Linked DNA regions of Homo sapiens: region 1 is linked to region 2. The links are chromatin loops, found by intact Hi-C in ENCODE. Cell type or tissue: MCF 10A. All regions are shown on one strand. Links, peaks and the distances in the headings refer to the core of each region. The heading gives the core; the rest is flanking DNA. Region 1 overlaps LTN1 (listerin E3 ubiquitin protein ligase 1). Region 2 has its middle 30 kb from the start of HEMK2.

Region 1 (2,923 bases), core at 220-2,719, 74 kb after region 2:
TTAGTGGCTCATGATATCAATATAATGGACCATGACAGAATTTTAAAGAAATTGATTAAAATTTTTAAAATCAGAATGTATCACATGCAGGAAAATTTTCATAAATGCTGTTATGAATTTTTTATTTCTAACTTTCATATAAATAGTATGTATACACATATGTATACTATGTAATGATGTAAAATGAACTCATAAATAGAACCCATCCTTTCATTCACCCATTAAATGAACAAATATTTATTAAACAATCACAATGGCCCAGGTCTAATGATAGCTGCCTCTAGACTGAGAGTTCCTTGAGAGTGGATACACTCATTTCCACACACTCCAAAGCCTAGCCTAACCTCTTTGGGCTAAAATTACATTATTATAGCCATAAAAATCAATACAACAGTCAATCTATAATACAGACTCCTTTGTTTTGAATCATAGTCAGTGGTTTCTTTGACTGATACACAATATAGTAGTCTTCTACTAAAAGGAGGTGAGTTGATACAGAGAAAGAAAATATTTGAACTGCTAAAAGAAATTAACTTATTGTTATCTAAACAGAAAATGCTTCAGTTTGACCACCAAGCTGACATCACAACCCATCTAAAGTCATCTATTTCTTATTTCTCTATAAGGATGTTTGCCAACGGTTATCCAAATGTGTGATTCAAATTGCTCATACCGGCCGGGCACAGTGGCTCACGCCTGTAATCTCAGCACTTTGGAAGGCCAAGGCGGGCAGATCACGAGGTCAGGAGTTCGAGACCAGCCTGGCCAACATGGTGAAACCCCATCTCTACCAAAGATACAAAAAATTAACTGGGCGTGGTGGCGCACGCCTGTAATCCCAGCTACTCGGGAGGCTGAGGCAAGAGAATCGCTTGAACCGGAAGGCAGAGGTTGCAATGAGCCAAGATTGTGCCATTGCACTCCAGCCTGGGTGACAGGGCGAGACTCTGTCTCAAAAAAAAAAAAAAACAACAAAAAAAAACAAATTGCTCATACCGGCCAGGCAAGGTGGCTCATGCCTGTAATCCCAACACTTTGGGAGGTCAAGGCGGGTGGATCACTTGAGCCCTGAAGTTCGAAACCAGCCTCGGCAACATGGCAAAACCCTGTCTCTACCAAAAACACAAAAATTAGCCAGGCGTGGTGGCATGTGCCTGTAATCCCACCTACTCAGGAGGGTGAGTCATGAGAATTGCTTGAACCTGGGAGGCTGAGGTTGCAGTGAGTCAAGATTGTGCTACTGCACTCCACCCAGGGCAACAGAGCGAGGCTCTGTCTCAAAAAAAAAAAAAAAATTCCTAATACCTAGCAAAAGTGTGTTTGGAAAATTCATCTGACAAGGAATAATCTGGCCTACTTCCTAAACTGAACTGAGTGAACAGGAAAGAAAATGATGGCCTGCATTACATTTGTTTTCAATCTGTAGCATTTAAGACTAATTCCAAAAAAGGTTCTCTATTTTTTTTTTTAAGTGAAAGTAAGTTTATTAAGAAAATAGGTCAGGCGCGGTGGTTCACGTCTGTAATCCCAGCACTTCGGGAGGCTGAGGAGGGAGATCACCTGAGATCAGGAGTTCAAGACCAGCCTGGCCAACATGGTGAAACGCCGTCTCTACTAAAAATACAAAATTAGCCAGGCATGGTGGCACATGCCTTTAATCCCAGCTACTTGGGAGGCTGAGGCAGGAGAATTGCTTGAACCCAGGGGGCAGAGATTGCAGTGAGTCGAGATTGCGCCATTGCACTCCAGCCTGGGCAAAAAGAGCGAAACTCCATTTCAAAAAAAAAAAAGAAAAGAATAAAAGAATGGCTACTCCATAGGCAAAGCAGCTGTTCTCTATTTTTTAAGTTTATTAAAATGAATTAATATTAATTATTCAATTCACCTTTCTCAATATTGGTACATGAATAAAGAGCCACAAAGGAAGTAGTTAGTGAATTATAATTCTTAAACTAAATATGATGACTTTAGGGTATCAGAATTTTCTACAATCTCATGTGTAAACGGTTTTATTATGAAACAGAATAAAAAACTAATTATTGCTAACATCTAAAGGAGTTGAGGCTGAAATAACAGAATTAGGAGTGATAACTAGGGGCAAAAGAGAAGGTATCAAATTTCCAGTCTCCAATTTAAAAGTAACAAGTTACTTTTAAATGCACTATCTTTTTTTAATGTCTACTTTAAATTTAAAATATAGTTACTCTTATGATCTTTGTATGTTAAGTGCTATACCCATAGTTCAATAAAAATTAAGAAACAATTCTATTTATGGCACTTATTTTTTTTTTTGTACTATGCCTACTTCTGTCTACACTCTTTCATGCCTAGCTTCTAGAGTTATTTGTGGTGGCAATCCTGAGTCTACAAAGACCAAACCAAGGAAGACTTACAAGACCTTTCACCATCTAACCTCAACTTTTCCCAGTCTTATCTCCTGCCACTCTTTCCTTCCCTTGCCCCACTTCCTTCTCCCTTCTTCAAATTATGCTGCCATCATTCATGCCCTAGTAGCAAACTGAATTCGAAGTTCTCTGAGGCAGGGCATGGTGGCTCACACCTGTAATCCCAGCACTTTAGGAGGCTGAGCGTATCTTTGGGCAGATCACTTCAGGCCAAGAGTTTGAGACCAGCCTAGCCAACATGGCAAAACCCTGTATCTATTAAAAATACAAAAAATTAGCCGGGTGTGATGGTGCATGCCTGTAATCCCAGCTACTCGAGAGGCTGAGGCAACAAAACTGCTTGAACCTGGGAGGTGGAGGTTGCAGTGACCCGAGACTCTGTCTCAAAAAAAAAAAAAAAGTTATCTATGTGATGGCCTTTCACAATTTGATCTTTATATAACCTTTTTTCTCTACCTGAAAACGCTTCCTTTCTTTTCACTGTCTGACAAACTCCTACTCATCTTTCAAACTCATGT
Region 2 (2,923 bases), core at 90-2,589:
AGTCTTTAAAAAAATTAAGTTGTGTGTTATGAACTGAATGTATCCCTCCAAAATTCATACCCAGAAGCCCTAACACCTTCAATGTGTCTATATTTGGAGATGGGCCTCTAAGGAAGTAATTAAGCTTAAATGAGATCATAACCACTTACCTCCTAAAAGGTAAGAGCCAAAATAAATGACCATTTGATCTCAATTTCTATTTTTTTCAGAATATTCTACCCCTAAATGCAAATAAATTTACACAGAGCCCATTAATTTTATATGAAGTAGGTGTTATTCTTATTTTGATAATTACACAAAGATAAATGGGAGCTAGAAGCAATTTTCAAAACAAAATAAGCAGGAGGGAAGACAGTTCTGTTTTCCCAGCCTCTGTTCCTGGTCTCTCATTTCTGGCTCAAGGACTACCACACTCTGGAGCCCTGAGAATCAGCTTTCTGGAGTTTTGGGGTATGCTGCGTGCTCCTGACAAGCTAATTGCATGGACAAGGAAAATGGGATAAAAGTTGGGAAAATGGGGATTGGCTAAGGGAATAAATAATAGATAAAAGTGATAAAGGAGAGATAAAGGAAGGCAGTATGATGATGAGAAAGAGATCAGAAAGTAGTATTTTGTGGAAAGAAACATGTGATGACCCCACATAAAGTAGGCAGTATGCTCCATTAAAAACACCATCATATTAAATTCTGTTAAGAGGGCATTTCAGGAATATCAGGTTCTAGAATGATGAGAGGTACAAATGCTTTAACTCGTTTGCTTTATTGGTTAAATTTTATTTATTATCTTATTTAATATTTTAAATGGTATACGATGTGATATTTTGGTATATGTATACATTGTGAAATTATTGAATCGAACATATCTGTCACTTCACAGTTATTTTATGTGTGTGGTGAGAACACTTATCTACTGTCTTAGCAAGTTTCAAGTCTACAATACATCATGACTGACTGTAATCACCATGCTGTTGAATAGATATCCAGAACTTACTCATACTATCTGAATGAAACTTTGTACCCTTTGTTTTTGTTTTTTGGGGGGTTTTTTTGTTTTGTTTTGTTTTTTGAGACAGGGTCTTGCTCTGTTGCCCAGTGTTGCCCAGGCTGGAGTACAGTGGCACCGTCACAGCTCACTGAAGCCCCGACCTCCTGTGCTCAATCAATCCGCTTGCTTCAGCTTCCCGAGTAAACGGTACTACAGGCACGCATCACCATGTTGGGCTAATTTTTAATATTTTTTGTAGAGATAAGGTCTCACTGTGTTGCCCAGACTGATCTTGAACTTCTGAGTTGAAGCGATCCTCCTGCCTCAGCCTCTCAATGTGCTGGAATTACAGGCGTGAGCTACCATGCCTGGCCCTTTGACTTGGTTTGATCTTTAAGGGCATGAGTTATCAGATAAGAATCTACCTCTTCCTAGCTCTGTGGCCTTAACCTTTTTTTTTTTTTTGACAGGATCTTACTCTTACCCAGGCTGAAGTGCAGTGGCTTGATCATAGCTCACCCCAGCCTTGAACTCCTGGGCTCAGGCATCCTCACACCTCAGCCTCCAGAGTAGCTGGGACTATAGACAAGCCACTGCCATGTCCAGCTAATTTAAAAATTTTTTGTAGAGACAAAGCCTCACTATGTTGCCCAAGCTGGTCTCAAATTCCTGGACTTGGGCGATCCTCTGCCTCAGCCTTCCAAAATGCTGGAATTACAGGTGAGCCACCATGCCCAGCCCTTAACGTCTTTAAACTGTCATTTTCTCATTTGTTGAATGAATATCACAATAGTACCCACCTCATAGGGTAGTTCTGGGGATTAAATAAAATATTTAGTTAAAATCTTGGCACATTGTAAGCACTCCATAAGTGTTACCTACTTTTGGTATTATCATTGTTGTTATAACGATTATTATTATTGGCGTATAGGTTGGCAATAGAAAATTATAACCCTCATGCTTAATTCAGCCCTAATTAGAAATTATAACTGAATCTAGCAGCTGCGAGCGGCAGCAGTTTAATGAAGAACGAGTTGTCATAAAATTTAAATTATATCTATCCATAGCTAGTTTCTATTTGTAATTGAGTTTTTTCCAAGTTTGTTTGTTACAAATGGAAAAGAGCTTTGCTGTAATCATAAGAGATTTGATTTAACAGTTCTAAAGCCCGCTGACCTGATTGTGGAGGTTCTGACTTTAAATATGTAAAGCAGCCTGTGTGCTTGCCATCCTTGTTTGTTGCTTAAAAAAAATTATATTTTCTTATTATGTTGGTTAAGGAAAATTATATTTGTTAGAATATGTTTGTTGTAGAAATTAAACTTACCCATCAAGCCTTATGCTGTACACCCCAGCACTCCAACCATTAACTTGCTATCCGCAGTTTTTGATTTGCATCTGTGACTTCACTAGAATCTTAGTGGCCTTTGTCTCTACCAGTGTATTTGTAATAAACTAAATTATCCTCAGAGACTTAATTGGTAACATAAGTGCAAGACTTTGCCTCTGAAAATACAGCTTTTAGAAATAACATTATGCCTTTATAAGGTGTATTCCAAGGAAGACAAATATGTAAACATTCTTCATGTCATCAGAGTTTATAGTATTTTTCTGGAGTGGAAGGTTATTATTCCTATTTTCCCAAAAAGTACCAGGGGGTCAGTGACTTCTTCCAGGTCAATAGCTTCTGTCTGGAATTACCAAGACCATAACTTGAATCACCTATTGCAAATTCCCTTTCTAGTCCATAACATTGTTGTGCAAAATTGAAATACTTATGTGACACCAAAACAAAAACGAAAACCAAACAAACCCAAAAACCAAAATCCCAAAACCCCCCAAAAAACTAACACAAAAAACTAAACTAAAAAACCTAATAAATCCTAAGTCAGGTGGAAACACTTCAAATAGTTTCTGGATGTGAGAGCTTCTCAGAAG

What was found. Hi-C counts contacts between places; a loop is a spot of excess contacts. Peaks named below come from ENCODE experiments on the same cell type or tissue, not always from the same donor. Only the 100,000 strongest peaks of a DNase experiment are listed, where the experiment ranks them.
Region 1: it touches region 2 in a loop (15-fold over the local background); 1 of 110 quality-filtered maps calls a loop at or near these places.

The regions. Positions count from the first base shown.
Region 1 is chr21:28,987,188-28,990,110 of GRCh38, forward strand. The region is part of intron 1 of LTN1 (listerin E3 ubiquitin protein ligase 1); the gene reads right to left. Among named protein-coding and RNA genes, the nearest start is that of LTN1, 4.2 kb to the right of the region's middle. In MCF 10A, for the core only: no CTCF peak of the experiment used is centred there; a DNase peak (open chromatin) is centred at 1,214.
Region 2 is chr21:28,913,498-28,916,420 of GRCh38, forward strand. No RefSeq gene overlaps it. Among named protein-coding and RNA genes, the nearest start is that of HEMK2, 30 kb to the left of the region's middle. In MCF 10A, for the core only: no CTCF peak of the experiment used is centred there; no DNase peak of the experiment used is centred there.